2 separate regions of the Homo sapiens genome follow, and region 1 is linked to region 2. Evidence: chromatin contacts called from ENCODE Hi-C or POLR2A ChIA-PET data. All regions are on one chromosome and are shown on one strand. The core of a region is the stretch at or near the end of the contact, and the rest is flanking DNA. Distances in the headings are between cores, read along the strand shown. Region 1 overlaps LINC01725 (long intergenic non-protein coding RNA 1725). Region 2 overlaps LINC01725 (long intergenic non-protein coding RNA 1725).

What was found. Hi-C counts contacts between places; a loop is a spot of excess contacts on that map. ChIA-PET counts read pairs that join two places held with the same protein, here RNA polymerase II (POLR2A). Pooled maps may share reads with other maps.
Region 1: a map of heart right ventricle shows a loop between it and region 2 (7-fold over the local background). The contact joins two enhancer-like sites. A Hi-C loop is called at or near these places in 3 of 168 maps with a recorded cell type or tissue (heart right ventricle, sciatic nerve and tibial artery) and 1 of 50 pooled maps. POLR2A ChIA-PET finds 5 or more read pairs at or near these places in 1 of 52 experiments (activated B cell).

What each region holds. Positions count from the first base shown.
Region 1 is chr1:83,689,327-83,694,731 of GRCh38, reverse strand. The region is part of intron 2 of LINC01725 (long intergenic non-protein coding RNA 1725); the gene reads left to right. Among named protein-coding and RNA genes, the nearest start is that of LINC01725, 170 kb to the left of the region's middle. RefSeq lists enhancers at 1,390-1,925, 1,926-2,460. Within about 2 kb of position 1,656, at least 7 of the 41 ENCODE cell types and tissues checked have a DNase peak (open chromatin) inside an H3K27ac peak, as active enhancers do; they include heart right ventricle, where a contact is called at or near this core.
Region 2 is chr1:83,639,647-83,644,797 of GRCh38, reverse strand. All of the region lies in intron 2 of LINC01725 (long intergenic non-protein coding RNA 1725), which reads left to right. Among named protein-coding and RNA genes, the nearest start is that of LINC01712, 200 kb to the right of the region's middle. Within about 2 kb of position 2,802, at least 4 of the 41 ENCODE cell types and tissues checked have a DNase peak (open chromatin) inside an H3K27ac peak, as active enhancers do; they include heart right ventricle, where a contact is called at or near this core.

The sequences.
Region 1 (5,405 bases), core at 407-2,906, 51 kb before region 2:
ATTTTGAGCTGGCTTTTCTGGAAGTCTGGGTTCTGTGCCTTTCAACCAGTCCCTCCCTCCACAGAATCAGATGGGAACTTCCTTGGAGGTGAACTGCTTCTCAGCCTTCTCTGGTAGCCCTGTGCAGGCACAGGGAGATTCTCCTATGCCTGGCTCCACTGAGCTGAATAGCCCTGTGGATGCTACACCCCTCTCAACCTCCAGAGCAGCTCTTGCTTAGTGAAGAGTGCCCTAAAAAATACCATTTAAAGCCTTAATATATGAAGTGCCTTCTCTCAGAGCTGAGTTTCCCACTGCCAGATAAGTGCCGCCTTAACTACATTTTTGTGAAGTAGCTGCAGTGGCACTCAATAGCTGATTATGTTAATCCTTTAGGAATATTCGAGAAAATATCTGCCTCTTCTTCCTATAGGAGAGGAATCAAGATTTGATGCAGGTATCAAACACCTCACAGGCCTTCTAACTTATATGTTTGCAGTGTGCCAAATATTATATTTTCACTTTTCAATATTGTACATTTTTTCCTGCTTTGCTCCCATCCTCTGTAGTGCACACAAAGATTTCCTTAGTCACGAAGGATTAAGTAATTCACCTCTGAAAAATCCTTTTAAAGCATTGGTGTCTGTCTTGAAAATTGCTTCCCCTCCCTGTCTAAAAAAAAAAAAAAAAACGGAACAAAGAACCGTGTTAATCTTTTGATAACTGACTCTATTTTTTACCGGAATTTCTTTTGTGATTATTTAATACGTCTCTAGTTAATTTCAAACAGTTTCCGTTTTCAGCACACATCCCTAATCAGAGACAAGTTGTCCAAGCAGCAGGGCTGGGGAGGGCTGTTTTGGCGGAAACAAAACCCTAACACAATAATGAATACAGCCCAAGCACACTGTTCAAAAATGAAATTGGCATTATTTATTTTGACAAAGAGACAAATGTACTGGTAGCTTCATTTACCACACAGAGCTCTTACAGAAAGTCTGTTCGAAAGAGACAGATAACTTCCCACTCTGATGGGCATATCAGTAGGAATTTTATTTGTGTCTTCCTGTAAATGCAGGAGAGCTTAGCTATTGATGAGTTTAATTCTACAGGCACCAGCGGTTTGTATTTAGCCTGAGAAATAGCATTAGCGAGTTCATCTGATGGGCCCGATAGGCTTAGCTGTGCTGCGGACAGGCAGGGTACAATGTGATTACACGCTCATTCTGGAATCTCTTCCCCTCCTCACCCCCCCACCCCCCTTCTTTTCACAAATGCAGAGAAATCAACAGATGTACACTACTTCCTTCATTATTCAGGCTAATACTTGCAACTATTGATTCAGTCAGTGCTGTCGAGGTTGTAAAAATCTGTATTAACACATGGGTTAAACGGAAAAATATTTATTTAATGCTTTTGTTTACTCTTCTGCCTGCTTCTGACACTGGGAAACACACAGGGACAGGAGAGGCCCCAGCCGGGCTCTGTGTGGCTTCTCCTTGGGTTAATCACATTTCACACGTCCCCATTTCTGGCAGATGCAGCACCTGACCTCCCCTTTGTCCGTCTCTGGATGAAAGTGTGAGGCTCCATAATTTCCCTCAGGCACAAAAACAGTTTGCTTTCCTGCTGGAGGTGAAAGTGACTCCCAGAGCAGGCACAGCTGGGGCTTTTATCTACCCTTCAGCCAGTGCCGGGTGGCTGAGCTCTTTCACTTTGCATGAAAATAAAGCTGAGATTGGAGCTGCTGAATTTGGCTCTTCACAAAATGGGGGGCAGGGGTGGGGGTGAAAGGAACCTTGGGGGCTTGGTTCACCAAGTAGGAATTAGGTTGGGTGTCAAGCGGGCTGCTTGGGAAGGAGGTGACAAGTGCTCCCGACAGGGACCACGCTGAGCCGCTAAAGCAATTGAAGCCAATGAGACGTTCTTTGCAGGAGTGAAAGTGTGGGCACAGCTGTGAGAGCTGCAGGAACTGCCTTAAGGGTAGGAGGTGGAAGGGACAGGTCTGTGACAGGAACTTGCAGGAGCTCACTTACCACGGGCACTGCTCACCCCAGACAGCTCCGGTGATTTATCTGAGAGGCATTTCCCTCCCCTTTTCCTTCCCCACTGTTTTAAATGCTCAGTAGCTGGCTGACCCTTGCTCTCCATGGGTCTGCCTGCTGTGAAGTCAGTGGCCGTTCTCTGTGGGACTGAAGTCAGCAGATCCATTAGGTTGACTAATGGTGATGGAAAGATCCGTGGCCATTTGGGTTAGGGTAACATTTATGTTTGGACCCTATGATTACTGGCAGGCTACTGGGTTGTTTGGGAAATGTTCTGGGAGCTGGGGCTGTGGAGAACCTGCCTGAAAGAGTGCAGGGATGAGAGGCAAACCATGACAGGGAATGAGCCCAAGTGGCAGCTCATGTTGGAGATGGTGCCGAGTGGCAGCCGCTTGTAGGCACCTGGCAGCAGAAGGCTATGTCCTAAGGTGTTCTACCGACATCTACCAGAGCAGCTGGCGCCTGGTGGAAGGCAGATGGTGTTGGATCCCCCAAGTGTCGCTGTCTAGCAAGATGCCATGTCCACTGATTAAAAATAATTAAACATTCCTTCCTCCGGTGAAGGAGAATGGCACGCACACCAGGCAGGGAGGTTGACAATGGCATTACACAGCAAGACATGGCAGCAGCAGTGAGTGCCCAGGGTAGCAGGTGCGTCTGGCTTGGAGAAGGAGGGGTGGGAGTGGGGGTCCCAGGTTAGCAATGACAGCAGAAAGAGTTAGTGAGGATGCATATGCATGAGAGATGCATGAATGGGATCATGTTGGATGACTTTCTACTGTTCATCCGCGTTTATGGAGAATGTTTTCCAATTTCTGAATGGAAACAATGAATTTTATATTCATGACCCAATCAATATGCACTGATCACCTAATACATGTTTTTATACTAGGTGCCATGGACAGAATACATTAATAGATGGTGTTGTCTATGTCTTCATTGTACTTACTTTAGTTGAATTTAGTCACTTATTTCTCCATACATATGGTTTTTCTTCTGCAGTTTGATGAAAGGTTTGAACATACCTTCAGTTTAACAGTTTGATGGAAAGAGTTTGATGAAAGAGTTGAACGTACTGATATTCCTCAGTGGTACTGTCATAAATGAGACACTGATGAGTGTCATAAGTGCTCCCCATAAGAGTGTTGGCTGTAAGGTCATGCATGAGACTGTTTTCCAAGTGTGCCCAGGCTCATAAATAGCTGTATCCTGCTGCCTTCCCCACACCGGCTTCTCATCCCCCTACACACCCCTTCCCTTTCATAGACCTGAATGTTATCAGGAACTTGATGAAAAGGCAGCCGCATTCCTCCAACTAACTTGACTAATGATTGGAGGAGAGGAATTAGACACTGAGTACAGGTAAATCCTTCAAAGAATTTTTCTGCTATTTATTATTTAATTTTAAAATTAAATTATTTAAACATATAAATTTGCTGTAAGAGGTAGGGAGGTCAAGTACAAATGTTAAAGAGTGAACAAATATATTGGTGAAGAAATTCTCTTATGATTGTTTAATTATAAGCTGAAATTTACTGTGCATTTGTGAAATACTGCAAATTTATAAATAATAAGCCCATTTCCCCAGGTTTCTAAGACATATGGAAGATTTCTATTTGGACTGAATGATTTGATTTCAGGTCAGTGGAAACCTTCTAATTTCCTATTAGTTACAGAAGAGATTTCTCTTCCTTGCTTCAGTTAAAATCAGCCGTATTTATTTGCTAAGTATCTATATTCTATGAGTACTACATGCCACTCCATTGTGGGAGTGATAGCAAAAACAATACAACATGTATGTGAAGGAGGGCAAATTCTCAAAAATCCAATATCACTCTGCATTAGTTTGTTCACACATTGCTATAAAGAACTACCTGAGACTGGGTAATTTATGAAGAAAACAAATTTGATTGACTTATAGTTCCACAGGCTGTACAGGAAGTGTGGCTGAGGAGGCCTCAGGAAACTTACAATCATGTCAGAAGGCGAAGGGAAAACAGGCACATCTTTATGTAGTGGAGCATGAGAGAGAGCTAAAGGGGAAGTGCTACACACTTTTAAACAACCAGATCTCCTGAGAACTCACTCACTATCGTGAGAACAGCAAGGGGGAAATCTGCCCCATGATCAAATCACCTCCCACCTCATCCCTCCCCCAACACTGGGAAGGAATTGCAATTCAGTGTGAGATTTGAGTGGGAACACAGAGCCAAACCGTATCACACTCCTTGAGGGGGAAGACAGTTTTGCACTGAAGATGTGATCACAATATGATAGCATGACTTAGGGAAGGCAGGCACCTTGAAGTCAGTGAGGTATAAGCTGGCTCTTGGAATTTGGGGTTGCATGCATATTTGTGGTGAAGAATAGGAGAGATTTCCAAGAATGGAAGAAAGATTTCAGCAAAAGGATGTAGAAAGAAATAGGTGAACCAGAAGTTTAACTTGGCTGATTGAGAGAGCCCACATTTTTTTAGAAAAAAAACCAGCAAGAGGGTACCTCCGTATTACCCAAATAAGGACAACTGTTTACCCATATATGGCATTCTTCACAGTGTTCTTTAAAGACTGCATGAGAGACATGGGAATGTTAAAATCTCAGAATTCCCCTGTGACAGTCTTTATTTTGGTCCTTTCAGAACCCATTTTGAACGGTTGCCTAGCTTGATTCATAAACCACAAGGGCTAGAAAACAAACTTCACATTTCCCCAAATCCTTTGTAGCTAAAATTTTACACATGATCTAATTTCTGCCGAATAGATGCCATGTTAATCAGTTCAGGCTACTATAATACCACCTACAGGGTGGTTTAAACAACAAACATTTATTTCTCAAAGTTTGGAGGTTGGAAATATAAGATCAGGGTGTCCACACCGTCTTGGTGAGGGTCCTCTCTCTGGTTTAAAGGTAGCCATCTTCTTGCTATGTCCTCACATGGCAGAAAGATAACTAGCTAGCTCTCTGGTCTCTTCTTCTAAGGGCATGAATCCCATTCAGAAGGGCTCCACTCTCATGCCCTAATTACTTCCCAAAGGCCCCTTCTCCAAATGCCATCAATGCCATCTAATCCGAGGGAGGAGCCAAGATGGCCGAATAGGAACAGCTCCAGTCTACAGCTCCCAGCGTGAGCGACGCAGAAGACGCTGCATTTCCAACTGAGGAACGCAGCTCCTCAACTGCAACGGAATAAAGCTGGACGGAGAATGACTTTGACGAGTTGAGAGAAGAAGGCTTCAGACGATCAAACTACCCCGAGCTAAAGGAGGAAGTTCGAACCCATGGCAAAGAAGTTAAAAATCTTGAAAAAAAATTAGACGAATGGCTAACGAGAATAACCAATGCAGAGAAGTCCTTAAAGGACCTGATGGAGCTGAAAACCAT
Region 2 (5,151 bases), core at 1,553-4,052:
CCAGTCATTTGAGGGTGACTCCCTGAAGCAGTCACATCAAAGAAGCCCTGCTTCCTTAGATAACCCCTTAAACCTCCCCCCTGAAATCCCACTTTGGTGAATGACTGTGCTTGGTGGATGATCTTTCTGTTCCTCCTACTTCTGCCTGGATGCTCACTTCCCCAGCGACTCCTGCAATTGTATTGGCTCTACTTTTTTATAATAAATCCATCATCACATAGTGCACAATGGTTCTGCCTCTAACATCTCTCCATTTATCTCCAATAAGTCCACACTATTTCCCATGGTGAGCAAGGCCTTCTGTGGCCAACGCTCCAGCTCTCCAGCATCATCTCCCGTGGCTCTGAACTTAAAACATGCTTTACTCTAGAACATTCTAGCCTCTGCACATTTCATGCAAATTCACACCTCTGTGCTTTTTGTTCATTCTGTTTTTCCCCTCAAAATGCATTCCTCTTGCTTTTTGGTGCAGTGAATTTCTGTTGATCCCTCAAGCTTACGTCCATGTATTATTTCCTCTTAATATTTGGCTGTCACCCCTTACCCTCTCTGGATGTCTCCAATATGTTTCATACATTGTGTTGAAACCTTCTGATTTTTCCTCCCTGGACTAGAAGCCTTGTGAAGGCAGGGATTATATCAAATTGGCTTTTATATCCCTAGTGTCAATACAGAGCCTAGCACAGAATAGGCTTTGGAAATATTCATTTAAATGAGCAGAATTGACTGTTCTAAATGAATTTACATTCTCTTGACTTTATAAATGAAATCTTGGTACCCTAAGACAGACTACACATTAAATAGCTGAAATATTATTAGTAGTTAACTAAGACACCATGTGTACAATAAGAACCAGCAAATGGGGGCAAATACAGTTGCAATTTTTGAGGGAGAAAAAAGTATTAATACTCTAAAACTATAGATAAGTGGGTGTTATGGGAAACTTTTAGAATAGACTCTGAAGATAATAGATTTTATGTACTTAGTAGACAAAGAAATAGTGATCACTAGTAACCAGCACAGGATCCCTAAGAGAATACTAGTGGTTCATAGTCATTTATGAGACATATTCTATGGGCCAGGCACTGTACTAGACACTGAGCTTACATCTTAGCGGGACAGCACATCTGAGCCTCTGAATAAGGTATTGTAATAGATATATTTGCAACTTACAGAAAAATTTACTCTAAGGCAGGTGATTAATAGATCAATGTTTACTTAAAAATGTTTAAAGCAACAAGCATGTATATTTCTTACTGTTTTATGTTTTCCTACCTTTTTGTCAGTGACATATATGATGATAATGAAGAGATGATTATTATACTGGTGCTGAATTAACATTGCGAAGGCCAGGCACGGTGGCTCATGCCTGTAAACCTAGCAATTTGGGAGGCTGAGGTTGGAGGATCACTTGAGGCCAGAGACCAGTCTGGGCAATATAGCAAAATCTCATCTCTTCAAAAATTTTATTAAAATTAGCCAGATGTAGTGGTGCATGCCTGTAGTTCCAGCTACTTGGGAGGCTGGGGTGGGAGGATCACTTGAGCCTCAAGGCTGCAGTGAGCTATAATGACACCACTGCATTCCTGCTTGGACAACAGAGAAAGACCCTGTCTTAAATAAATAAATAAATAGGGAAGGATGGTAATATGGTAGACAAGATCTACAAATATCTTTGTGGTTTTAATAACAAACACAATTCAGTAAGATGAATGTAAAGTTCTGTCCATGGGCCTCAAAGCCCAATGTTATGAAGTGGAGGCTATAGCAAGACCACTCCAAATTAACCCAGGAAAGAACTTTCTAAGAATCAGAGCTATTGTCTGGAAACGGAACAGACCATCCTAGGAGAGAATGTATTGTCCTCCCTGGCACTTTCTAGAGGAGGCTGAGCAGCTACCTGGCATGGCTAATGTGAAGGCGCTCTCCCTCCCTCTCCTCCCTGCCCCTGGATGCAGACTGGAAAGGGGAACCTGCCAGAACCTGCCAGTCCAGGCAGTCCATCACTCAAGGATAGAGGATGAGGAAGGTTACAAGGGTGTGGAAATTGCTCAGCCCTGGGGTCAGAAGAAAAGCTGGATTCTCAATAGGCAAGATAAGCGTAGACTCGGAGCACCAGCACACTAGGGGGTGTCTAATGATAGGAGAAACTATTTCTGAAAGCATGTGACATGAAATACTTCCAAAAACATATTTTAAGTTAACCCTAGTGGGAAAAAATCAGTGTTATACTACCTCATTAGACTGTTTAATGTTTTGTACTGAATGACATACTGGTGGACACCACAATCCTTTTAGAGTTTACTAGACTCTCTGAAGGCCTTAACCGGGACCTAATTAGGAAATGGTTCCTTTTGGTTCACTGTGTACTTTGGGCTTCAGTTTCCTTTTCTTAAAAAGTATGAGTTTGGCTAGATAATCATTCAGATGCTATGATGGCTAAGTTGCTTTGCATTATTTTTCCTTCCTTTCTGCATCACCCTGCTGAGGAGATGAGCCTGCCCTCACAAACCCTTCATCTCCATGGTCTGCAGCCACTTCTTAGGCCTGGCCCAGACGCCTCCAGCCTGTGGTGAGAGAGTAGGCTTGCCTGGTTCTGCCAATCCTCTAGGTCACACTAGACATTTTCGTTCATATTAAAAAATAAATCTGGAGTTGTTTAACATTCCCAGGCTGGTCGTGTAAGTGTGTGTGTGTCTGTGTGTGTGTGTTTATGTGTATGTGCACAACACGCAAAACTTGAAAGCAGAGAGTTTCAGCTGGCCCAGAACCTGCCATTTCCATCCAGCTGTTGGCCTTGTGCCTCACAACAAGCTCACAGCCCACATGAACAGTTCCTGTGAAATATGCCCTGTTATTTTACCCAGGCAATAAGATTCCCAACAGCTGTGGGGAACATCTTTTGACCCAACAACAGACAAATAAGATTCTTCATCTGGTTGGAGACTGAAGGCTGGAGTGCGTGAAACAATACTGAGACCTTTTAAGAGAATCAGTGTCACCCAGTTAATTACTAGAAAAAATACAATTCTCCTGCCAAGATTCTGCATAGGATACAAAGGTTTTTATTTTATATATCATTCTTCAGCCACGATGTTCCTTTCTCATGAAAGTCACAAATTTACTGAAGTCATGACTCGAAAGAAAGGAGAGCAGGATTGTAATTACCACTTTTCAGCTTCTGGAATGTCATCTTAAGTAAACAAGCAATATTTTAGGCAGGACTGCCGTTACCAAACTTTCAGTTTCAAATGATTAAGAGGAGGATGTGGGAGGCAGGAGAAAGAGGTGTGGCTTTTGTCTCTGCTTTTGTTCTGCTGCTATCCCTGGGATGTTAGGGAAGACAGTCAGGGGCCCTGTTCATCAGCTTGCCCAAGACAGGCCACGGGATTTATTTTATCAGTGAGCCTTGTTGTATTTGAGCAGCCTCCACCTAAAGAGGAGCATTTACTACTTGGCTCTTTAAACAATGTGTGATAGTGAATATACGGCTTGCAGCTTTTTATCCATATCCATGTTTTCCACCTCGCCCACGTTTTTGAAGATCCAGCTGAGTGAAATGTTTGTACTTGCTGACTGGTTGAACTCAAACAGGGCATCAGGATTTTCTGACTGGGACCAGAGACTGTCAAGCTAATTTGAAAGGGTGCTATTCAAAAAATACAAATACATTTGAACAAGTATTTTTAGATTTTCATTGGAGACTTGTCTCATCTTTCTTCAAGAGTCTTGATTCAATTAAAAAAACAAAAACAAAAAACTCCACCTGGCTCCTATCTGTCAAAACCAGGCTTATTGTTACTTTACAATATTATCATACTTACCAGTTGTTTTTGGCTTTCAAGCTGTTCAGCATCTGAGCACAAAAATTCATTGTATAATCCACATAACCTCTTTATATTTTGAAGACTCAAAGGCAACAAAATGAGCTTATACACTTTTACTCTTAATTGTGTATCAAGTTTTGTCACTTTCAGAATAATGTCACAGTAAATCTGAGATGATATTCTCAGAAGCTTGTTATTTGGAATCACATGGTATTTTTCAGTAATTATGCAAATTAATAAAGTAAGACAATCTTATTTAGAAGCAATTCACAATGATAAATGAAAAATAAAACACAAGCATAGTTAAACTCAATTCTCATTTTTACAAGCCATGTCTTATCGTATTACTGAACTGAAGCACAGGCTTTCATTGTGAAATGCTGTATTTGTAACAAGTAAGATTATCTATTAAAATTAAGCATTAAAGGTTATATTCTTTGCTCTTTCTTTATGCAGCTTGAGAATGTAATGTATTCCTCAAATTGCTACCATATTGTTTCAGAAATGCTTATCAATGTGAAGTGTCATTCAATTTCATGGAGTCTTCTGTTCCCATTCCTTCAACCGTAAACCAAACAAGAAAACAGATGTGTGATTGCAGATCTTTTAAGTACTGTAACAACTTTCAAAAAGATGTGGCTTTCCCCCACATGCCAAATAATTTTGCTTATTATTAATTTTTTTAAACATTACCCTACTTATTGCAGTTAGCTGCTTTCTTTGACTAGAAGAGGCATTAGCCAAAACTGTAGCAAGAAAATTTGTCTTCAGAACTACCCATCTCCTCTTGCCTTTCAGGGACTTTCTCCTCTCCCTCTCTCTTCCATCTTAAGGAGCTCCATGCTATCTCCTCTGCCCTCCTACCTATTGAAGACAGTGTCTAGGAAAAAAGCTTATATTGCTGGTGTACGTGGAGAATTAGAAACTCTACGTTGGAAGGGATTCTAGAGGCTTATGCCATTTGCTTTCATCACTTCAAAGACAGAGGTCACTGTTTTTCCACTATTGTTGCATTCTGTTGGAGTTTTTTGTTGTTTGTTTTGTTGTTGTCGTTTGTTGGTTTTTTAGAATACTCTTTCTTTTGGTGAGCTAAAATCTGCTTCCTTTTACTTTTTAATCATTGACCTTAATTTGCCCTCTGGGGTAATACAGAACAAATCTAACTACCTTTTCCACTTGAGAGCTTTTCAAATATCTGAAGAGAGTAACCATGTCTTTCCTTTGCCTTCTTTCAGTCAAATTAATCATTCCCAGTTCTTCCATTTGACATGGTTTCCAGATTCTGCCAAGCATTTCCCCACTCTGCTACCACCCATCCTATCTC